Regions from separate parts of the Mus musculus genome. Here regions 1 and 2 are each linked to region 3. A link is a loop called in an ENCODE intact Hi-C map of the cell type or tissue named here. Cell type or tissue: left cerebral cortex. All regions are shown on one strand. Region 1 overlaps Phactr1 (phosphatase and actin regulator 1). Region 2 overlaps Phactr1 (phosphatase and actin regulator 1). Region 3 overlaps Phactr1 (phosphatase and actin regulator 1).

Region 1 (8,000 bases), 81 kb before region 3:
TATTCAACTGTCTGGGAGAACTCTCAGGTCATGTAATTAATGCATTAGAAAAGGAAGTGATGGGGAGTGGTTCAGAATAAAGGCAAATTAATTCAGTCTAATCAGTTCATTTGTTATCTGCAGAGAAGTAAATGGAGGTCGGGAGAGAATGGGAGGGAGTGGGAAATTATGCCTCCGACTTGAAATGATTTCATTTGGAAATTTTACATATACATAAAAGTTTTTTTTTGAAACAGTGTTTCTCCGTGGAGCTCTGACTAGTCTGGAACTTGCTCTGTAGACCAGAGTGACCTCAAACTCACAGAGATCCACCTGCCTCTGCCTGCTGAGTGCTGGGATTAAAGAAGTGTGTACCATCACCACCACCACCACCACCACCACCACCCAGATGAAAATTATAATTTTATTTTAGAAACTTATTTTACTTTATCAATCTTTGATTAAGACAGGCTATGAAGGGAGCTATTGTCTCATATTCCTACAGTGCTATTTATTGCCCTTTGAAAGGCATTGGTCTCTTCTTAAGGATCCTGGCACTTACATAGAATCTAGCAGACCGACCTGAGTCTCAACTTTGACCATTCTTCCTTCAAGTGTAGATTTTAACTCGTTGGCTGGACACCCTAATGAGACATCTCCGTTAGACTTTCCTTAAACTATATCTGGATGCTGCTGTGCAATAGTGCGGAGACACAATCAATGCTGGCACAATGGAAGAAATGATAAATTCCAGCAGCACATTTCTATATACTAATGATACCCAGAGACATACAGAAACTGATAAGCAAGGCAAAGAGACGTAATAGTTCAACTATCTTCCAAAGTCCATCAATCAGGACCGGTGAGGTAGTTGAGCAGTTAAAGGTGCTTGCTGCTAAGTCAGGCTCACTAAGTCAACCCCCAAGATTTTTAGGGTAGAAGGAGAGAACTGATTCCCGCCAGTTATCTTCTGACCTTCACATACGGGCTTGAGTGCATGCATACCCATGCGTGCGCGCGCGCGCGCACACACACACACACACACACAGTAAGTTTCTCAAAATCCAAGCAATCTTAAGCATCCTTAGTAGTAGCTTCCAAAGATCAGCTTTGACATACCATCATATCTAGGTCTATGTGTAGTCTATGGTCTGAGCAGAGTGTGGGGGCATCTCTGGCTGGCTAAACTGATAGTTGGTAGCACCAAAGTTCCCACATGTCAAGTGTGATGGGACTATGAAGGGCTCCTGACTAGAGACAGCTTGCAGATCTAGCAGACTCAATATCTAAGGAGACCTTTCTTTGTCTGTGGAAATACAGACTTAGGAATCGTGGACACCATTCTCTTTAGCGTCATAGCAAATATCATTCCAAGAGCAACTTTCTCCATGCTGAGCCCGTGGGAAGAACTCACCTCATCTGTATTCAAAATGCCCTGTCAGGCGCTTGGCTTCACAAGTAACCGTAGTCATTTTGGAGGAAGTAAGTACCCCACAAGTAATTTAGTGAGCCAGATGTCCTGCGGACCTTATTTACATGATAGAACCCTTCCTTGTGAGGTTGTATAGCATAAAAAGACAACTTGAGGTTTAGCTCATCCAATACAACTGGAGTTTATTAAGAGAGGGAAGATGGTCAAGATGCTACAAGAGTGGTCCAGCATCTCAGATTCGTGATAATCCTGTTTCCAGTCCACACCGCTGCCATAAGAACAAGAAGGCACGGAGCGGTGGTGGTGCACGCCTTTAATCCCAGCACTCGGGAGGCAGAGGCAGGCAGATTTCTGAGTTCAAGGCCAGCCTTGTCTACAGAGTGAGTTCCAAGACAGCCAGGGCTACACAGGGAAACCCTGTCACGAAAAAGGAAAAAAAAAAAAAGAGCAAGAAGGCAACACAAACTGATGCGCACTGTGGGGTTATGAATAGTGACGACTCTTTTTTTTGGGGGGGGGGGTTGGGTTTTCGGTTTTGTTTTTTTTGAGACAGGGTTTCTCTGTATAACCCTGGCTGACCTGGAACTCACTTTGTAGACCAGGCTGGCCTCTGCCCCCAAGTGCTGGGATTAAAGGCATGTGCCACCACCGCCCGGCGTGACAACTCTTTCTTAACTGTAGTGATGTAGGTGGAAACTTGGCTTTTGAATTCCTATTATTCAAACTATCTGGCTAACTTTCAACATAAACCAAAGGCTCGAGTAAACATTTGAGGAAATCCAGACCGCTAATTGAAAAACTAAAACAGCAACAACAACCTTGACACCATCTTTAGTCTCGAGCTTGTGAGATGGAAAAATCTCGTGAGAATTCCATCATCAAGGATCATGGGCGCAAAAGCTAGAGAAGTGGCTCCTGGGTTAAGAGCATTGTCTGTTCTTCTAGAGGAACCGTGTTCCAATCCCAGCACCCACACTGGTGGCTCACGGTTGTCTGCCACTCCTGTCCCAGCTGATGCAACACTCCCCACTGACCTAATTGGGCATTTCATATATGTGGTCCACAGACCTACATGGAGGCAAAACATGCATACACATAAAACAATAAAAAAAATTTAAGTGAAAAATAGCTTGATGTAGTAATGTATGCCTCTAATCCTAGCACTCAGGAGGCAGAAGAGAATGGATCTCTAAGAGTTCAAGGTCAGCATGGTCTACATAGTCAGTTCCAGAACTACCAGGTCTGCACAGAAGAACCCTGTTGAAAAAAGGTACATAGGTAGGTAGGTAGTTGATGGAGAGAGAGAGAGAGAGAGAGAGAGAGAGAGAGAGAGAGAGATTAATTTTTTACAAATCATGAGCATACCTTTCCAAATGTTAAGCAATTGTCTGCAAATATCCAAATCATAAACATGAGACTCTGTTATAAAGCTTTCTTGAATGACATCAGACATTTAGTAATTCCCCTATGAGGGCAATTTTGTTGTACTTAATGTTCAACGGCTACTATCAGACATCTGATTTCCCTCATGGGTCTGAGCTTGGCACGGCTCCTTTACAGGCCCGATCCACTCTTCAGTGCTGCACCGATTAGATCCATGGTCAGCCTTAGTAGGACCCCCATAGGAAGCCTGGGCCAGCCAAAGAGGAGCAGATGTTCCCCGAAGAGCTTCCTAGGTTAACTCTTTAATAAAATCTAAGCATCTAGGGTTAGAGGGGTCATCTCTGCACATCTGTAAGCAATAAACAGAAATAAACAAACACACATTTTCAATGTCTCTCCTGGTGACCTGCATGTATAATTGTGATGACCACTGCTACGAGATACTCATTGGCCAGGTATGAGCAGGCCAGGCCCTGATCCTCCTGATGGTCATGAAGTCAGGTACATCTCCACTTAGAAAGTGAGAAAATGAAGGTTCAGACCTGAGCCAGCTCAGTTCGACTCTACTACACTATAGCAGTTCCCTAACCAAGGGCTGAGAACCCCTCAAACAACCTGAGCTCAGGGAAGGCAGGAGATTTTTACCTCTGTCTGTGGTACTACGAGCAGCTGGCATCTCAGAGGGAGATAAAGGGGGCTTGCAAGGCAACTGTCTTAGTCAGGGTTTCTATTCCTGCACAAACAACATGACCAAGAAGCAAGTTGGGGAGGAAAGGGTTTATTGGGCTTATACTTCCATGCTGCTGTTCATCACCAAAGGAAGTCAGGACTGGAACTCAAGCAGGTCAGGAAGCAGGAGCTGATGCAAAGGCCATGGAGAGGTGTTTCTTACTGGCTTGCTTCCCCTGGCTTACTCAGCTTGCTTTCTTATAGAACTCAAGACTGCCAGCCCAGGGATGGCACCACCCACAATGCCCCCCCACCCTTGATCACTAAATGAGAAAATGCCCACAACTGGATCTCATGGAGACATTTCCTCAACTGAAACTCCTTTCTCTGTGATAACTCCAGCCTGTGTCAAGTTGACACACAAAACCAGCCAGTACAGCCACATAAAATATCTACTTGGCTTGGAAATTCTGTTTGGATAGAAAGAGGCAAGGGGTGGAAATGAGGGAGGTGTGGTTCGCACAAGTATTCAGTCACAACCTAGTGATCTGTAAGCAAATCCTTAACACTCACTCCCAGTGGAGTCAAGCATCGAATGTGCTCAGGGTCCTAACTGACGCGCAAGCTTCTTGCCTTTGACTGCCTTCTCCCCCATGCTATGCAGACCGAATGCCAGTGTGGGTATTGTAGCTAGCTGTATTTGATGTCCAAGCTCTCGGTGAGCCTGTTCTCACCTTTTATTTCTGTTCGGGTCTCTGCAGACATCATGGTCCAGTGCTTTGTGTTCAGAGCAAAAGCTGTCAAACCAGGATATATATATATATGTCATTGCGTCTTGTTCTAGAAAAGTTGCTCCAAATGAAAAGGTCCTGTCTCTTAAACAGTGTTTCTCTTCGGTTGGGATGCTCTTCAGCTCTCTGTCAATAGAGCAAATACCTGATAACCACTGATAGAGAAGAGGGGCATTGTGGCTCTGCTTGGAAAGTTCAAGCCTATGATCTCTTGGTCCTGTTGCTTTAGGCCATGGGGGTAGTCCATTGTGGGAGGAGCTCATGATGGAGCAAACGAGAGTAAGGAGGGGTCAGGATCCTACTACCCCATTCAAGGCTACATTCCAGTGACCTAAAGACCTCCTCTTAGACCCCACTCCTTAAACGTTCACCCCCTCCCAAAGGTACCACCTGAGGACCTACATCTTCCAGTACACAAGCCTTTGGGCAATCCTACATCTAAGCTGTGATAGCTAGCGAGACAGTCTAGCCTTTCAGTAAACTTGCCCATAAACTTGCCCAGGCCCTGGCAAGGAAACACTATCTTTGAATACAATGCTTGCAATATCAAGCCAATCTGCTAGAGGGCAATATACATTAAATAATAATGTGGAAGTTTGTCTGGGAGATAACACAAGGCTTGTTTGTTTAATTCAAAGGCAAGATCCTGAGTCTGTAAAACAGCCAAACAATTGTTTGTTTGTTTGTCTTAACAGCAAGCCAAAATGTCTACCAGCATCTCAGCTTTAAAAAAAAAAAAGAAAAAAAATCAGCATGCTTTTCAGGAGGCTCAACCCAGACACCTTTATTACTGTCTGTCTGTGTCTCCTTTCCAAAGAGCTTCACAAAATCACCTCATTGTGATTTGAGGCTGTAAACCTTCTCAGTCATCGGCTGTTAAAGTCTTGCCTGAATACACTGTTAATTAACTCCATGAAAGCAGCAGACAGAGGAGGGAAAGGCTCCACAGAAGAGAAAGGGACATTTGATGACCTTGTATTTCCATGGTGGCTTCAGCTGACCACAGCTTGCTTCCAGAGGACCCTGTTTCCAACACTAAGCAGAGGGCTCCGGTTGTTGGCTGATTTTTTTCTGTCTGTCAATACACAGAGTTGCTCAGAGAGAATGCCCTGCTTGGTCTTGCAAAGGTCTACTCCGCTGGGCCTATCTGTAAAAGCAGGATAGGCGCTAGGTAAGGAAGACAATGCCAAGTGCACAGAATGTTACCCATGGGAACCCATCCCAGACACCTCCTTCTACAGGAAGCACGCTACTGTAAGAAATGGCTTGTTTTAGTCTCCTGTATCTAAGAAACTGACAGTTCACACCAGCACAGATACATGATGCAGGAGAGAGGCATCTTACTTGAAAAAGCTTCATCCAAGTTCCCCTATCCCCCAAGAAGCATAGTTTAGCAAAACAGATTAGACATCAAGTTTCCTACCGAGAAGACCCCAATGTATGCAAGTGAACAACAGGTAGAAATTAGACAGCACTGTGTGAGAAGAGGCCCAAGGATGATGGCACAGGGTCCAGAGATGCATCAGCTAGCTGTGTAGTCTGGGAAGCCAGGTTGCCTGGCAAATTGGCTGTCAGCTCTCACTGTGTCCCACGCGCATTTAAAATGTCAAAACTAATGTAAACTTGAGCACTCAAAGTCCCACGACCCCCTTGCTGAAAACCTAAAGCATCATGAAGCAGTTAGGCCCTGAGCTGTTGTGAACTGAGTAGGATTGATCATTGTAAACAGCTTCCACAGGAGACTACATCTCCCCAGAAGAAGCCTGAGTGCAGGAGACAGTTCTTAAGTCATTCAAGGCCCTCAGCTGACTCCAGAGTCCCCAGTGACCTAATCTAAGTGAATTTAGGGCCAGGGGATTGGTTTGTCTAGTATCCCAATAAAACCTGAGCCCCAGAACATCTAAGCCCTTCTTCACCTGTATCCCAGCCCCTCTTGAAGCTAGAGGGGATCTCGGGGCATACACTCCTGAGAGAGTTGCGTGATTTTCACAAGCCGGAGAAACCAGAACTGAGCAGCGGACCTGCGGGGTGTGGCTTGCACTGGAGACAAAGTAGTTATGTACCAAGTATCAGTTAGTGACACGTCACAGTTAAATCTGGAAGGGCACGCAGAGGTGACATGTTTATGCCATGATGCTTTCGAAGGTGTTTCAGAAAACAACCCATTCTTCCTAGTAAATTTGGAAGTCAGGCAACCTGGTTCCCCTGAATGGCTAAGTGGTCTGAGGCATTTTAAGATTCCTCAATGTACTAGTGAGGCTTTCATTACTATGGGGAAAGTCCCCAGGCAGGCTAATTTTATAAAGACAAGGGGTTCTTTTCTTTTAATCAGAATTTTGAAGGCATGGTACTGGCCTTGGCTCAGCACTGGCAAGATTTCTCATGGCTACCTCACATCACTGCAGGAGTGTAGGTGCCTAGATACGCATGTGTGGCCCTTCTTCATGCATCTCTAGCAGGATTCATTTATGGACATTCTGTCCTAGTGTCCTTATTAACCCCACCACCTTCAAAAGGCTCGTCTCTTTTGTAATCTGATAGGGCAGCTGTTGAACATGTCCATTGTTGGTCAAGACATCTTTATGCCACACATGACTTCTCAATGTTATTATCAAGCTACAAAAGGAAAGTATCTGGGAAGATAAAGAGGAAATGGGGGCCAGGGGAAAGGCAGGATGATCACTGGTGCTCGCTGGCAGCCAGGCTAGCTGAAAAAAACACAAGTTCCAGACTCAGTGAATGAACTAGAGAGTTATGGCAACACCGCCGCCAGTCTCTGTCTTCCTCATCACACACGGTCGGGGTTCCTCACCGGTCGGGTTTCCTCACCGGCTTATCGGAGCGAGGGGAGGGGTACTGAAGGACGTGACTGGAAGTTTGAGAAGTTGGATTTCCAGGGCAAGCACGTCCAGACCTCACTGGAAAAGAAAGGGATTCAGCCCACCTGGATACAGGAGCAGCTCCCTGCATTGTTGAGGCTGCCCCGAGGACATTGAGCCTCAGGAACTGACTCTGGAACCAAGGAAGTCCAGGGAAAGTCTGAGATAGGACAGGAGCACAAAGCCTGCGTTTGCACAGGGACAGATGCAGCAATAGGGTTCCCATCTGAGCCAGAGCAGTAAGGGGCCCCGGGTGACTTCACACTGAGGGTGTGTGGCTGGGTCAGGGAGTTTCTGGATGTCCCTACATGTAAAGATGCTGCCACAGCGGAAGACAAGATACATCTACCAAACCAGGAAGTGCAGCTGGCCTCTTCCAGGACTGTCCCTTTAGTGATCTTTACTGGCCTAGTAGAGGAGGACCACTTAGTGTCCTCCTCTCAGAGCAGGCCCTGAGGGGGTAAGTGTGGCACTGATCAGTGTAGCATTCACCAATGATTCCGTTTCCCAAACTGAACATCTGCTCCATTTGCCACGTTTGATTACTGAATCCTTCTAATGGCTTAGATCTGTAGAACGGAATCCACTCTTCTCCCCACCTTCTCCCTCCACACTGTTCTTCAAGCTACTGTTCGATTCTGACAAAATCCTTTTGCTTTAAGACCTACTGTGTCCAACTGGCAATTCACAATATTACCAGGAGAAAGTGATCGGGGGTTGGGGGGGGGGGGAGATTTCGAAGGACCGTCTACAAAAAAAAAAAAACGCTCTCTTTTCTGTTACACTAAAAGAGGCTAAAACAAAACACAAACAAACATAACAAAATCGCCCCTGTGACTTCTCTTTGCCAAGCCCCTCGCCTTGGCC
Region 2 (8,000 bases), 71 kb after region 3:
CTGGGGAAACCCCGTCGCACTTCTGGAGCCCGCTTTTACTTGGAGATGAACTGGTGACTGCAATGCCCTTGGAGCTTGCTTCCTTCCCTCATGCGTGAAGTCAAGAGTCTGGAGGAGATGGGTCTCAGGCTTCTGTCAGTCATAATATTTTTTTGTTTTCCTATGAGTACATTTGAGGAGAGTGTGTCAAGTTTTATTAAGTGCTTTTCCAGTTGGATTCAGATACGGTAACAGGAAAAAAAATGACCAAAATAATATTAACCTTCTGCAATCAAAACATTCTCTTGTCCAATCCCCCCACCCCCATGTCTGCTTCTGCTTCTGTTGGAAAGTACTGAAAAAATGCTACCCAAAGGCTTATTTAAATTAAGTGTGGAGTTGTGGCTGGTCCCTTTAAAATAAAGGCTGTAGCAGCAGAAAATGGGGAGGTGGCTCCGTGGGTAAAGTGTTAACTGTGCAAACATGAAGAACTGAGTTCACACAGCCAGCACCCATGTAAAAGATCAGGTGATGGCATTTGCCTCTCATTCCCGCACTGGATAGAGAACAGGCAGATCCCAGTCCCCTCTGGTCAGCCACTCAGGCCAGTCAGTAACACACACACACACACACACACACACAGAGAGAGAGAGAGAGAGAGAGAGAGAGAGAGAGAGAGAGAGAGGCTATAGCAGTAGGCTATGCTAGCCGGAGCATAAGAAATCTAACAAATGATGTTCCCCTCAGCACTGCTAGTTTCTTTCCTAGACTAACAGCTCACAAAGTAAGTCATTTTTGCCACTCTTCCTCTACTTAATGGGAAAGATCAGTCACAAGCCTTGTAAGGTACACAGCTCTCAGCCCAGGCTTGAAGAAATTTCCCTGATGGCCACTCTCCCGCCCTACAATATTTTACATCCTGCCTCTGGTCCTCACAACTCCTTCCTCCTTTTTCTTCTCTATTTCCTGGTGTCTGTTTCTGTCTTTTTGTTTGCCTTCTCTTCCATCCCTGTGTCACCAACAGATCAAAAACAACAGCTGGCTGCATAAACTACCTGGTTAGCATTTCACAGGAGGGGCCTGGCTTTTCATGTGGCCTCTGAGGAGAAACTTGGTTCTTCTTTACAATATCTCTACCTGGGTGGCTTTCTCCTTTTGGTATGGTTCCATTGGCCCTCTGTCTCCTAACAGATCCATCTCTCCAGCCTCTGCTTCTAAAGGGACAAGCCACACTTATTTAAATAAGCTTTTGAGGTAGCATGTTAAGTACTTCCAAATAGTTAGAGGCAGAAGCAGTCATTGTGCAGTTGGACAAAGGGATGTTTTGCTAACAGGGATAGTTAGTATCATTTCGATCATCTCACTGTTGCCATTCTTACACTTCCCTTAGTCTGGATCTTGTTTAAAGTGTTAACTTCTTTCAGATCTGGAAAAAAAAAAAGCCATTCCCCATACTGCCCTCCAGATCCTCACCAAAGCCCTGTAAACACAGGTCAGATGTTTTGATCCCCCATGTCTGTCAGTCTGTCTCTACCTCTTCCTCTACCTCTACCTCTACCTCCATCTCTGTCTGTCTACCTTTGATTCTGACCTTTTTATAGTGATGTATAGTCATCCCTTCTACAGCCCACTTCCACACTCAGTGACTTTTCCCTGCAGGAAAACCTGGAACCCAGCTCAGAGCACAGTAACACATTTCCTCCACTCAAGAGCAGGGATGCCATGCTATCCAGCTGTGCCAGCTAGCTTGTCAACCTGACACAAGCTACAGTCATCTGAAAGTGGGGACCCTCAATGGACAAAATGCTTCCATAAGATCTGGCTGTAGGACATTTTCTTAATTAGTGATTGAACAGGGAGGGCCCAGCCCATTGTAGGTGGTGGCATTCCTGGGCTGGTGGTCCTGAGTTCTGCAAGAAAGCAGTCTGATGTAAGCCATGGAAGCAAGCCAATAAGCAGCGTCCCTCCATGGCCTCTGAATCTGTTCCTGCCTCCAGGTTCCTGGCTTGTTTGAGTTCCTGTCCTGACTTCCTCTGGTGACAAACAGCAAGAGGAAGCATAAGCCAAATAAACCCTTTCCTCCCAGTTTACTTTTGGTCATGGTGTTTCATCACAGCAATAGCAACCCTGACTAAGACACCAACTTTGTGTCCTGGTAGCTTAACATGGTCTTGGAAAAAGAAAGTGCCAGTTATATTTTGAAGTGGTTTATATAAAGCTTCAAAAAGCCAGAAAACAGAGAAATTTGTTTTCAGTCTTCTAAGAACTTGTTCAAGGGTCTATTTCGTCATCTTCTCTACCCACCCCACCCCCCCAATGTATATGAACAGTTCCTGTGAGGACAAACACAGTCCCCTCTCATTAGACTATTCTTTGTCTCCCACTATGAGCCCATCTCAGGTGGGGTCACCCTTCTTCTCCACAGCTCAAGCCCCATTCCCTGGAATGCCATCTCAACAGGGAATCATGGCTCCCGGGTACCCAGAATGTGGTTAAAAGAGGGATGCAGACTTCAGACGGATGCACCATTGGTCTGTACGCTTTATCCCAGGCTTGCAGGGAGTGGGTCACAGGAACTCAGCTGAGGGGACATTTTCGTGGGTCCAACTGTCCATGGGGGAGTATGTGAACTTGTTGCCTGAAAGATTCTGGCTTAACTCTTCCTCTGTCGCTCCAGCTGGGCACATTGGAGAGAGGTTGGGGGTGGACTTGGACTCTTCTCTTCTTCTTCTTTATTGTGCCATTGTTTCTATTTTAATCAAGATCAAGAAGAGGGGAGGGCAATGGGAGTGCAGAGGGCAGAGAGGGAGGATGGAAAAGAAGGGGGAGGCAAAGAAAGAATTTAAGAAGCATGTATTCTGGCATGCATGGGATAGCCTGACCTTCCTGTAGCATCCCCATTTAGGACTAGGTAGGCCAGGAAGTGAGTAGCCATGGCAGAAAATCCTCCAAGATTTAAGTGAATGGAGGCCCAAAACGAAGAATGACCTTGAATTTAGAATCGTACTTGAAGCTAATTCTTAATTCAGGTGGAGTATTGTGAAGTGTTCTAATAGAACAAAGGCTCATGAGTCCCACTGGGGAACCTATCAAGAGGCAGAACTGGGCTTTGATCCTCAGACTTTCCCTAGCTCTGAGTTCTGAGAGTTAACTCGAGTAAGGAAGAGCAAGCAGGTGTGTAGGACAGTTGTGGCTTCTGAGGTCCTTTGATCCCCCGTGCCGCTGCTTCTGGCTGTGGACTTGCTTCGTGGTGCTTTGAAAGAGTCTCAGCCACCTCCTCTCACTGTGTGATTTGGTGCTTTGAAAGAGTGACGCCACCTCCTCTCACTGTGTGATTTGGTTTAAAGCGCGTGCCTTCAAATGACCACTTTTGAGATGTCACACTACTTTGTAGCCAATGTTTTCAGACAGATTACGATGAGAGTGTCATAACCCAGACTTGGATTTGGTCTCCCCAGCCCGATTTTTTGCCAACCTGCTTCACTGGATGGAAATCACGCTGGTAAGCAAAGAACACAAGCTGGGTGCTTTTCCCTCCCTCCTTGCTCTTAATTCTGGTGTCCTAGGAACCACACGAGCAGTAGGCTTATCTACAAGACTCTGAATGTGAAAAGGCAATACCTCATGTGTCAGAGATTACTGTAGACCCTTCAAGGTCATTGGCTAATTGGAAATAGCCCTGAGGGGTCACATACATCTTTTAACTTTTTTAACAGGGAGATGGACTTGGGAAGCTTCTGGGTGAAGCAGATTGAATCTTGGTGACAGTGGATACATTTTCATAGTATTCATTGAATTTGATAGGCACTCTAAGGAGACGTCACAGTGAACGGCAGGGGAAATGGTGCAAAGATGGCATCAACTAGAGTGAAAGAATTGAACCAGGGATGGGGTGGGGCCAACATCTGTAACCCCAGCACAGCAGAGATTATCACAGAGAGTCAGGAGTGCATGGCCAGCCTTCCTTGGCTGCACAATGAATTTAGAAGCCAGTCTATGTTACCTGAGACCCTGTCTGGACTGGGTAGATGACACAGTTGGTGGAGTGCTTACCACACAAGCATGTGGACCTGAGTTCCAATCCCCAGAACCCGTGTTTTTATTAATAAACTAATAATAATAATAATAATAATAATAATAATAATAATAATAATAATAAAAGCTAAGCATGGTGGTATGGTATACGGCTGTAATCCCAGCTCCTGGCAGGCAGAGGTGATCAGATCCTGAGGATTATTGACCAGTCAGCTCACCCAAATCAGTGAGTTCCAAGTTCATGAAAGACCCTGTCTCAAGAAAAGAGAGAGAACAATAGAGGAAGACACCCAAGGTGGCTATCTGGTACGCATAGACCTGGACGTTCACACAAATAGACCACATTCACACATGTGAACATAGATGCATACATGCATGCACAAGGAGCTTGTGAAGGTTTTCTGGTAACCTTAGTTTTCTGCTCGCTTCTTAAACATTCCTATTTCAGAATCCAGTCAGCGAGCGTCGCAGCTAAGTGGTTTTCAAAACATGGCTTTCCCAAGCATTATTGTTAGAGACAATCCTTGTATACAAAGGTGCTGAGGGAAAAAAAAAAAAATAACAGGTAAAGATAGGATCTATTGAGGAGTTGGTTTGAGGAGGTACAGGGTCCCCCGCCCCCCATTTTCAGCCATAACTTCTGAGGTTTGGGGGGTTAAGGGTGGGGTGGGGAGGCATCTTCTGTTTCACCTGTACACAACAGGGAAAGGGAGGGGGTGGGGTGAGAATGAAGGCTACTGAAGGCTCTCATGTAATGTTTTGTTCCTTGGTGATGGAGATGGAGGCCAAGGCTATCTTCCTGCTTAGTGCAGCCCACCCTGGAGCTGCACCCTCACCCCAAGACATCAAAAGGCCTTCACACTTAGAGAACCCATCTGTTGCTGAACAAGAAGAAAAGCAGGACTCCAGTCTTTTATCATGAACATAATTAGAAGAGAAGTTATTAGGACCTCAGTTTCCCATAAATGTAAATCTGGATACATCCAATGTAATACTTTATTCCAGAAGAAGATTAACTCCTTATTACCCAGAGAGCTCTGCTCTGCCAGGGTGAACTCCTGTGAGGCTCTGGTCATCTTGCTAGGAAGACTGTCTTGTAATTTCCACATGGTCTCCAGCATCTTATGTTTTCTGTGGAAAGATAAAAGGCATTGCACCTAGTGAAGGTGTGTTTGTGTCTAAGAAAACATTATCCATGCAAACTCATATTCATCCATGTCTGGGCCTCCCCAGCCTATCCATGCAGCCAGCTCCCATCAATCCTGCAGTGCCGTTGGCAACATTACAAAGGACTGACTGTCCTCTAAAATCATTTCTTGGGGTAATTTATTTTTACTTCTGTGTACCACACTGAGTTATTTGTGTAGCATTCTGAGACTTTTTTATCATTATTATTATTTTCTGGGTGATTGGAGCAAAGAGAAAGTTCCTGGGCTTCTGAGCCTTACAAAATCATTTAGCTTTGCACAAGGAAGTGGACTCAAAAGTGCAAGCAGGCCCCTCTGCCCTGGACAGATGCCCAGAACTGGCACTGAATGGTTAGTATCTAGATCTCATTCAGGCATGGCAGATGGCCTTACTGTAAACCCAGTGGTATCAGTAGCCTAGAGCCTGCTCTTGCCAGCCTGTGTTTCTTGGGAGCGTTCCATTTCCTACCGTTCCCAGAACTTCCTTCGGTATTCCCATCCCCCCAACATCCTCAGACGAACCTTTCCTCCTGCCACTCATAGGGTGACATCCTATGAACCTAACTCATCCCCCAGTCACTCCCAGACAGAAATGCTCTTCCTTCCCCTTTCCAGCTTCCCTGCTCTGTCCACTGGGTCTCTGTAGCCATCATCCTGTTGGAAAGGAAGATGGATCCTTCTACTCTCCAAAGAACAGTCTGAGTGCTATTCTCCCATCCATTCCAACCCCCACTCCATGGCCCCATCTTTCTTGACCTCAGCCTTCATCCCTATCTGCATCTTTCCTCTCCCAATTGGCCTTGCTGTTTGTCCCTCCCATCCGAGAATCCCGTCCTTGCTTTAAACTCTCCGGCAGCTGTCAGGGTTTGTATCTCAGGACTGCACTCTGCAAGATGTTCCCTGCTTTGCTGAGGCTGTTCCCTCAGGGCCCATGCCCTCCATGGTGCTGTCTCAGAGTTTGTGAGGCATGTGCCCAGGTCCCCTTCTCCTTTTCAATGTCTTCCTTCCTGTCCTGATGCCGTTTCAAGCTTTCTCTTGCTTTTCCTTCTCTCTCTGGCCATTATTCTACCCGTTCAGAATCTCAATAGGCTTTGTCTTGGGCCCCTTCTTTTCTGGACCCCCTCTCTAGAGGACTCTCAATCACACATCTGGCTTCAGGTGAAATCTACCTGCTGACAGTATTTACATTTCTGTCTCCACACACATTCTTTTCCAAATGTTGGGCTCATGCCCCCGCTGTCTCAACTTTGTTGCAGAAGAGGTTCAAGTACAGTATGGCAAGATCCAAACTCCTCATGTACATCTTACATGAAATTCTTTCTTTGTGTTCCCTCCCCTCCTCTACTTTCTTTAAAGGGAGGAACACAAGCTGATTGAGAACATTTGCATGGCTAACACTTTTCCCTGTCACTCTCTGAATCCTGTTGGTTTGGTTTAATTATTTATGGAGTGCCTTCAATCTTCTATAGTTCCTGTGATATCTTCCTAGGTCAACCACTAAGATCTCTTGTCTGGACCATCCCTGTAACCTCCTATTGGCTTCCTCTGTCCTCTTGGGTAACCTTTGATAGGCATCATCCCTGTATCCATGGTGATGAGAGGTCAACTGGAACACCACAGTCATTTCCATTCCATGCATCTGTATCAGGCTTACAAACTGGTCAGGTCCAGAATCCTAAGAGCTCCTCTTGGCTTTGCACAAGCCGGTTCTGTCCAGCAGCTGATCGGCTACTCAGTGATCAGTGGTGGATCTAGGCATGTGGTGCACTCTGTGCTCTTTCTGGCTCCACAGCCTGTGCGTCGAGCATCCCAGTCTTCCCTGGGATTCACAGACCGACCCTTTGTTCATGACACCATACTCATTGTGCCCTTGGTTTCCCAAGAACTTTCCTCAGTAGACAACATTGTATTTCTTCTAGTGATTTAGTATTTGTCCCATGATTAGTCTTAGGGTTTTTTTTAGTTTTTTGTTTGTTTGTTTGTTTGTTTGTTTGTTTTTTGGTCTGCCTGCAAAATGAGCAACACACAGGGGGCTTTTCAGCATACGTCACTACTTCTTTCTCCATGTTCAGAGCAAAAGCACTTGGGCAAGAATTATGAGCCCTGAGCTAATCCACATTTTCCATGGAACACCATTTTTTACTTGAAAGAAAGACTTGCGCAAAAGAATGTAGTTACTCACACATGAGCACTGTTCTCTGTCCTCTCTCACCAAGGCAAAGGTCACAATACATCACTGAGGGAAGTCAGGGCAGGAACTTCAACTGGAAACCATAGAGGAATGACTTTCCTGACAGCTTGCTCACTTGACAGACTGATACTCAGCTAACTTTCTTAGACAGCCAAAGACCACCTGCCTAGGAATGGTTCTGCCTGCAATTAGCAGTCAAGACAATCCCCCACAGACATTCCCGTAGGCCAGTCTGACCTGGTCAATCCCTCAACTGAGATTCTCTTCTCTAAAGACTGAAGCCTGTGTCAAAGTAGCAGTTCAAACTAACTGGAGCACTTACTGTGTAGAGATTTTTCTCTAAACAGAATGCAGTAGAACCTAGAACTCTAAGCCAGTGGTAGGATTTACTGCCAATGATGGTAGGATTTACTGCCAGTGATAAAATTGAGCTTATAAGCAAACATTTGAATTGTAAAACTTGTATCCACCCCCCAGGAAGTTGGCTCTGTCTCAAAACCTATACTTGTCTAAAGGAATCAGTAGGGTAGTAAAGGAATTTTTTTGACGCTGCAAAATGAAATACATCAACCTTCAGGAGAGTTGTGAAACTCAGTGAACTAATATTT
Region 3 (8,000 bases):
AGTTTAAGACAGGCAATGACAGAAGGGAGAAAGGAGTTTCAAACCTTTCTTGCATCGTGGATATATGATAAATTTATTTTTTTCAAAGTACACCCCTCTGAATGGTTCTATATCTGCCTGGTATTAGCCTAAATGTGTCCGTTTTGGTAAGAGCTAAGGAACTTCTTAAACGTTATGGCTTGGGAATCAAATGTCCCCTGTAGGCTCAATGCTTGGTTTAGGCTGATGGAACTGGTTGGGGGAGATTGTGGAACCTTCTGGACTGAGAGCCTAGATGGCCAACTTGCATACTGCCACAGGGTTCTCCTTGTGGGTTATAGTTGGCCTGGCCTCTGATCTAGGATCTGCTTGTTGTCCAGCAAGTGACAGTAAGAAGTCACGGTTCCCTTCTCAACAGACTTGGCCACCACCATGCCTTTTAGTACCATGATGTGCTGATACAACCCCAAACATGAGTGAAAACAAGTCCTCTCCCCCTTCACTGACCTGGGCTGGGAATTCTTCCACAGCACCAAGAAAAGCAGCAGATACAAAGCATAACAAAAGCTCTTCCCTTAACTCTGCCCACTTCCCGTTCCTAAACCATGGGGTTTGGAACAGAGCACTCTCAGCTTCTCACATTTAGATTCCGGGAGCACGTCAGGGGCCTCTGACATCACCATAATTTTGTTCTCCTCCAGAAAGCCCAGTTTCTGGTTACTATCTTGCTGGCTGATGGCTGGTGTCCATCCTCACCTTCAGAACCCAGCACAACTCCTTTCCTCTACAAGCTTGCTTGCGTCCTCCCCACTGCGCCTCTGACACCACCACTACTACCCTCCTGCCCCAATTGCTACAGATCAGCCTTCCATGGATGCCTCTCTCAACACAGCTCCACCTTGTCCATTAAATCTCTGTAGGACCTCCTCCACAAGAGCTCCCAGCCCAGATAATGAGCACATTGTTCTCTGTGACTATTCCTGATTGGAGATCTGATGTTTCCATTCAGTGTGTGTTGTTGTTCTTACTGATGTCTAGCCTTTTACCAAGTGTCTCCTCTTCCCCACTAAACTTTAAGCCCTGTGACACCAGAAGTCCTACCTTTTTGCTTTGGAGCTAAAATATGCACTCTTCCCATAGACAATTAATGGCATCACCATACTGATTCCCGCAGGGGCCTCTCAGACCTTACCGCATCCAGGTCTCTTGAAGATCTTGTTAAAATGCAGATTTGGAGGCAGAGCTTGGGATGTGCAATTGTAATAGGCTCCTTGAATCTGCAGGTCTTTGGGATTGCATCTCAAGTAGCAGAGTCTCTGGACACCAAACCAATTTAAGTCAAGTGTAGAATGGGACGGGAGCAGGTTGTCATTCAAATAAGTGACAAAGAGATGGATCATCATGGCTCCTTCCTAGTTAGATTATCTGGGTAAAAAGTTCGGGAAGACCACCGAGACCTGTTCGAGGTGACAGGACGCGTGGGGATGCTTTTCCCTTCAATATAATATATTCCTCCCTGCTTTTAAAGCTGACGAAAAGCCCCGCTGTATTTTTTTTCTTTAATAAAATACCTTAGGATGGCCGTTTTCTTGATGCAAGGGAGAGGAAAACTGCCAACGGTATCAACTGAGTTAAGCCAGAACAGGCTAATCATTAGGCATGAGTTGTCTGTGGGTGGAGACAAGCACAGGTCCTGTAAAAGGCATCCCTTGGCACCACGAGCTGTCTGTTAGGATGCTTTAACAGCCGACGTCAGAAACAAGCTTCAGCAAGGAGGAACACAGTGCACAGAACAAGGTCAAGAGCAAACACAAGGAACACGTCCCCATCAGCCCCGCTACTTGCTGAAGTAAACTGGTGCCAGAAACCGCCAGATATAACCGCCAAACACTACATGTGTTGGACTCTGATCGTCTTAGCCAACCTTCTGTTGTAGCAATAGGAGATGGCAGCTCTGTCCTTCAGCCTCAGATATAAATCTTCATACATCTAAGAAAAACATGGTGGTGGTGGTGGCAGGGGGGAGATGATCTGTCAGCCTCCCAGTTGACTGTAGCAGCTGCTGGTTACACGTGGCTGCTATCCTTTTAAGTTGTAGCTAGTGCAACTGAGAAACTGGGTCGTAATTTTATTGCCCTGTAAAGTATTAGTACATAAATAGCTTCATATCACAAACAGGTACCATCGGGCAGCACCAGTTAGAGGCTGTAAACTCAAGGAGGACAGCTAGGAAGAGAGAGCACCAACCAAGTAGCTGTCCAAGGCAAGTCAATTCTTCTTGCACATTTCTCTTAAATGAAAGGCCCCCGCCTCCAGGACATATCCTTTGATATGTGAGCTTTTGCTAGCGGCTATGTCCAAGTCTGCTATGCTACAATCACAATTGTACTTGGCCAATTAAGATCAGGACACACAGCCTTGGGTCAGGCTTAGTATTCAGGGGGTGAATAACAGATTGCTTCCAGTCCAGTTGTTTTAATGAGGCCAGGTGGGGTTGACGCAAGTCTTCTTATTCTGACCTGTGGGGCAGAGAGTGAAGTTGGAAAGGCTGGCAGGGCTCAAAATACTGTTTTAAAAAGATGTAATGTCCCCAAACCTAGGATACCCAAGATATAAGATATAATTTGCTAAACACATGAAACTCAAGAAGAATGAAGACTGAAGTGTGGACACTATGCCCCTCCTTAGATTTGGGAACAAAACACCCATGGAAGGAGTTACAGAGACAAAGTTTGGAGCTGAGATGAAAGGATGGACCATGTAGAGACTGCCATATCCAGGGATCCACCCCATAATCAGCATCCAAACGCTGACACCATTGCATACACTAGCAAGATTTTATTGAAAGGACCCAGATGTAGCTGTCTCTTGTGAGACTATGCCGGGGCCTAGCAAACACAGAAGTGGATGCTCACAGTCAGCTAATGGATGGATCATAGGGCTCCCAATGGAGGAGCTAGAGAAAGTAGCCAAGGAGCTAAAGGGATCTGCAACCCTATAGGTGGAACAACATTATGAACTAACCAGTACCCCGGAGCTCTTGACTCTAGCTGCATATATATCAAAAGATGGCCTAGTCGGCCATCACTGGGAAGAGAGGCCCATTGGACTTGCAAACTTTATATGCCCCAGTACAGGGGAACACCAGGGCCAAAAAGGGGGAGTGGGTGGGCAGGGGAGTGGGGGTGGGTGGATATGGGGGACTTTTGGTATAGCATTGGAAATGTAAATGAGTTAAATACCTAATAAAAAATGGAAAAAAAAAAAGATGTAATGTGCTCTGGACACACAGTTCCTCGCTTCTTGGCAGAGCTAAGAGGAAACCTAAGATGAAGGCAAGGCCTAAGGATTAGAAAATCTGTTTGCCCATGACATGAGATTCATCCCTTTAGGCATCCGAACAACATCACAAATGTATCTTTGTCATCTCCCAGATACAAGGTAGTATGAGCTGGGAATCCAGTGGCACCTAATCTGAGAAGAGCAGAGGCAGTGCCATTACCTCTAGGGCTGACGACCTAGCTGAGAAAGGGAGATATTACCAAAGACCTTGATGGACACTTGTACAAAGGGGCATCTGATTAAAGAGAGCACCTCTCCAACATCTGCCCCCTACCCTGGGGCTGACATCCTTTCCAGGGCAGAGGGTGGCAGAACACACCGACTTACCAATAAGATAAAAGTGAAACTGCCTGTGCCTGTTTGGGCTGACAAATGATTGGATGGTAGATTGTGTGCCTAGAAACAATACGAGGTAGCACGTGACCCTCACAAGGGTGCCAAGCCTCTCTGGTTAGGGGAGAGACAACAGCAACCTTGGTGTAGTTCAGTTTCCCAGAATAGTTTGAAGTTAGCATCCAGAAAGTTCTTGGTAACAACAGGAAGTGACTGTCCGACTGTACATTCTTTGATTGACACTATTTTGGTAGGTTCAAATAGAAGGAACTGGGTATGGTAAGGTTGAGGCACAGAGGGAACGGGACATTGTGGAGTCTGACACACCTGGCTGTAAACAACAGTTTCTCTTGTTTACAGTTCCTCAAAATCACCCCACCCCCACCCGGAGCTTGTTAACTGTTACAGAACCCTGGGTCTCAACAATGGCCCAGGAAACCAGAATCTCCAGGCCTCAGGGTGTTTGTTTGTTTGTTTGTTTTTAAATAAATAAAGCATTTAAGATGTTTGTAAAGTGTAGCTTCTCTCAAAGCCTAGATTCCCTGAAAAGTTCTTTAAGAGTCTCGGGATGCCCTATAAATGATGAGTGGATTTTAAACACAAAGCGACCTTTAAAAGTCACTCAGAACCATCAAAACCTCAACAAATGAGACTGTGGCTTTGCCTTCTTTCGGGAGCTGTTCTTTGGAAGTCTTCGAGGCAGACAGGGCGCCTGCCTTGCTCGGCCTGAGATCACAGAGCAATGGCAGCTGAGGAGCATTCAGTGAACTAGCTAGTGTCCCTAAAGTTGCATGTTGAGGGTGGCTGGAAGATGGGTTTCCCCCTTTGACTTCAACTAAGGACCCTGGAGTAAAGTCCCCTTCATCTCGGGGAAGCTTTCCCACTGGAAGCAAAAGCAAGGATGCTGTAACAGGTTGTCTAGTCCTGGGTTGTGGTTGGACCCGCCTGAGAATATAATTTGTTCTGGCCTCAGTTCCACCCTAGAGCTGGGACAGCCGCCTGCTGTAGTACATCTTGCTTGCGTTTGGCAGCGGGAGTCCTGGAAGGGGGTGGCTGTGGCATCCTGCCCTGAGTTTCCAGAGTGAAGGTGGCCACAAAACCCCGCCGGCTGGGAGCTGCGGGGCGCTGCGATTCACCGAGGGGTGGGGCTGCCCCGGGGAGGCAGAGCCCAGGAGACCCAGAGCTTCGCTGATAGAAGAGCGGATTCAGCCCTCTGCAGCCCTTCCCACCTCCACCCCGCCCGGGGTCTCGGGATTTGTCCAGGCTCGAAGAGGTCAAGACCTCGAGCGCGCCATCCCGCCCTGCCCTGCCCCGCCCCGCAGTGGCGCTGGTGTGGCGTGGGGGCATGCGGGCGCGGCCGGGGGACGCGAGTGGCAGAGCCCGGGGCAGCGATCGGCGACCAGCCCCGGACGCTCGGGGAGCGGATGGCGGAGCCCACGCGCGCCGCGAAGCCGCGCTGCAGACAGGGCGCCGTGCCAGGCGCGGGCGCCGCCGTGAAGCCCAAAAAGAAAGCTTTTTATTTGCTGAGCATGAAGCCCCCGAAGGACCCCGCCCCCAACAACAATAACAACGTGTCGTTTGTGATCCACTGTCAACTGGGCAAGGAGATCAAGCACATTTGCAGCAACTGCAGCCGGGGGGAGGACGGCCGCGACGGTGAGTGCCCGGCGCGTCGGGGAGGTGGCGGGAAGGTGGCTCTGTCAGTCCACGGACCCGGGTGCTGACGGAATCTGCCACCTGGACAACTGTGGAGACCTTCGCTCCCCGCAGCCGGGCCCTGCACTTTGCAGAGTGTCACCGGGAGCCAGTGGGCTTTCAGCAGCGCCCAAAGAATCAACTGTAGGCTTTTTGATTTGACAAGATGGGGGGTCTTAGGGGATCTGTCCACAGCAGCAACAGAAGCTTAAAAAAAATGTTACACCTGTTCCCCCACCCCCACCCTCACCCCAACCCCCAGCCCCATCTCTGCTGTGAAATTTGCGGGGTTACATTACAGATTGTGGGCTTCCTTCAGGTGGGGTCCCTGGAAGAAGTCATTGGCCTTGACCTCTGAGGGACCCAGCTCACTGAGCATTTGTGGAGTTGTTTGGAATGGTGTCTCTTTAGAGTAAAATATGGCTGGGGTATTTGTTTGTTTGCTCGTTTGTTTGTTTATTGAGTGCCACAGCTCGTCCCTCTTGGACAGATGCCCAGTGCTCAGAGTGGGGGAGGTGCAGGCAGCAGCCCTGGGCAGAAAGAGCCAAGGACCAGGGATAGTTGGCCCTGGAGCAGGCAGAAGCCTCTTCTTGTGTGTGGACTCCTCTGTGGAGGTGCCTATATAGGAGTCTCCTGGCAATTCCCCAGCAGCTCGGTGTGCAGATTCTGGTGGGCCACTGAAGGTCGCGGAAAAGTTTTTAAGCAGCAGATGTAACAGAGGCCAGCCCTGAGCTCAACGCTTAGCTCCAGTTACACCTGCTTGTGCAGGCAGCTTTTCAGTGTTCCCTTTGGAAGTACAGAGATTACTTAGACACCCCCCCCCCCCCAGTTCTCTGCCGGCCTCGGAAGTGCTCCGTAATGAAGTGACTGCGGATGGCCTAATGTCTTTTCAAAATTAGAGTCCTGCTCTCGTAATTATAGTTTTCTTTGATTAAAATGTGAGAGAGGCTGGGTGGTGTGGAGCGAGCAAGCGAGTCACCCAAGAGCAAACTGGGACAGTCCCGGAGGTGGGAGGACAGAGAGAAGCCCTTCCTGTTGGGTTTAATGGTATTTGAGTCACACATGTTGACATGCGTCTGTTTCTTATGTTGGCATGTGTCTGTTTATTATGCTGACTGCTAAACTGGAGACAGCAAGGTGAATGCATGTGAGCAGATTAATTGGACCCCAAACTAGACCTTTCCCATACAGTATAATGGAGAATGTGTTTCGAGCCAAGCTACTTATTAAATGCCAGTCACTCTGTTGACTGAACGGTATCCCAAATGGGCTGCTTCCCCATTCGTGGGAGTTTGTTTAAATGAGTGTCTCTGTGCACTACTATAAAAAGGGAAGGGTGTTTCTACACTCAAGGATGTATGCTTATGTATGTAATTATGAGCTCCATCACCGCTAACATGTGCTGTGTGCGGTTCAAGGCTGGCATGTATTTTAACCTGCCATCTGCCTTCCTTTCAGGACTCGTGCTTTCTCCATAGCCTCAAATTTCAGAATGCTCTCAGAAGTGTGTACTGAGGATGTTCTTGTATCACTTAACATGATACACGTATTTAATCGCAGAAGATCCATATATGAGGAGGGCTAAGGTCGTCGTGTCTAAGTTTTACCTAATTTTGTACCACTATACCAGGTGTGTGGTACTCTCATTTGTTGAGCCAAATAAGAGTGTGGTACCGTTGGGTTCATTCTTTTTCTGTATGGCAGGAACATCAGAAAATTTTATTTCATTCACTGAGTGTGTGTGTGTGTGTGTGTGTGTGTGTGTGGTGTGTGTGTGTATGTGTGTATATGTGTGTGAGTGTGTGTGAATGTGAGAGTATATGTGTGTGGTGTGTGTATGTGTGTGTATGTGTGTGAGTGTGTGTGAATGTGAGAGAGTGTGTGTGTGCATGTGTGTGTGCATGTGTGTGGTGTCTATGCCTGAGCCATGTCACCCATACAGAGGTCCGAGAAGAATAACTTCGAGGAGTTAGTTCTTTCTGTCCACCACGTGGGCCTCAGGGATCTGCACCAAGCGCTTTAATCTGCTTAGCATTTCACCCGAGCAATGGCCTTTTTCAAGTAAATGTATGCTCAGGGCTTAAAGGGGACAGATTTCTCCCAAAACTTATAGAGAAAGACCTTCCTTTCTTCTCCTGCTTTTTCCTTGCGGTGCTGGGGATAGAACCCTGGGCCTTAGACATGCCAGGCGAGCTCTCTCCCAAAGAACTACATTCCAGCCAGAGAAAGATGCTTGCGGTGGCTCTCCCTTCTGCAGCATCTCTCACTCTCTAAGTCTGCCTCATCCCTGATCAACCGTAAAGAGGCCACGTAACTACATCCACAAAAAAGTCTGTCCTGTTTAAGTAGTCTTCCTTAAAATGACGATTTTGTTGTAAACACTTGAAGCATATTTTTATAATTTTGCCACCTAAAGATCTCTAACCAAATGTCTTTTGCTGATATGTAGTAAATTTTAAAAGAAAAAAAATATTCTTGACTAGTTGAAGAGAATATAAAAATAAATTTAGCCACTAACTTCTTAAAATTACACTTATTCATTTGTGTGTATTTGTGTGTGTGTATGTGTGTGTATATGTGTGTGTGTGAGGGTGCATTGTGTGTACATGTACACATGCCATCACACATGTATGCAGATCAGAGGATACCCT

The links. Peaks named below come from ENCODE experiments on the same cell type or tissue, not always from the same donor. Only the 100,000 strongest peaks of a DNase experiment are listed, where the experiment ranks them.
Region 1: it touches region 3 in a loop (2.2-fold over the local background); 2 of 42 quality-filtered maps call a loop at or near these places.
Region 2: it touches region 3 in a loop (2.1-fold over the local background); 2 of 42 quality-filtered maps call a loop at or near these places.

Annotation. Positions count from the first base shown.
Region 1 is chr13:42,830,874-42,838,873 of GRCm38, forward strand. The region is part of intron 3 of Phactr1 (phosphatase and actin regulator 1); the gene reads left to right. Among named protein-coding and RNA genes, the nearest start is that of Phactr1, 150 kb to the left of the region's middle. In left cerebral cortex, a CTCF peak has its summit at 4,812; a DNase peak (open chromatin) is centred at 4,817.
Region 2 is chr13:42,982,814-42,990,813 of GRCm38, forward strand. All of the region lies in intron 4 of Phactr1 (phosphatase and actin regulator 1), which reads left to right. Among named protein-coding and RNA genes, the nearest start is that of Gm52053, 26 kb to the right of the region's middle. In left cerebral cortex, no CTCF peak of the experiment used is centred here; DNase peaks (open chromatin) are centred at 3,285 and 5,525; H3K27ac peaks cover 281 bases.
Region 3 is chr13:42,911,558-42,919,557 of GRCm38, forward strand. The region is part of intron 3 of Phactr1 (phosphatase and actin regulator 1); the gene reads left to right. Among named protein-coding and RNA genes, the nearest start is that of Gm52053, 97 kb to the right of the region's middle. In left cerebral cortex, no CTCF peak of the experiment used is centred here; DNase peaks (open chromatin) are centred at 4,700, 5,146, 5,885 and 6,413; H3K4me3 peaks cover 2,547 bases; H3K27ac peaks cover 1,627 bases.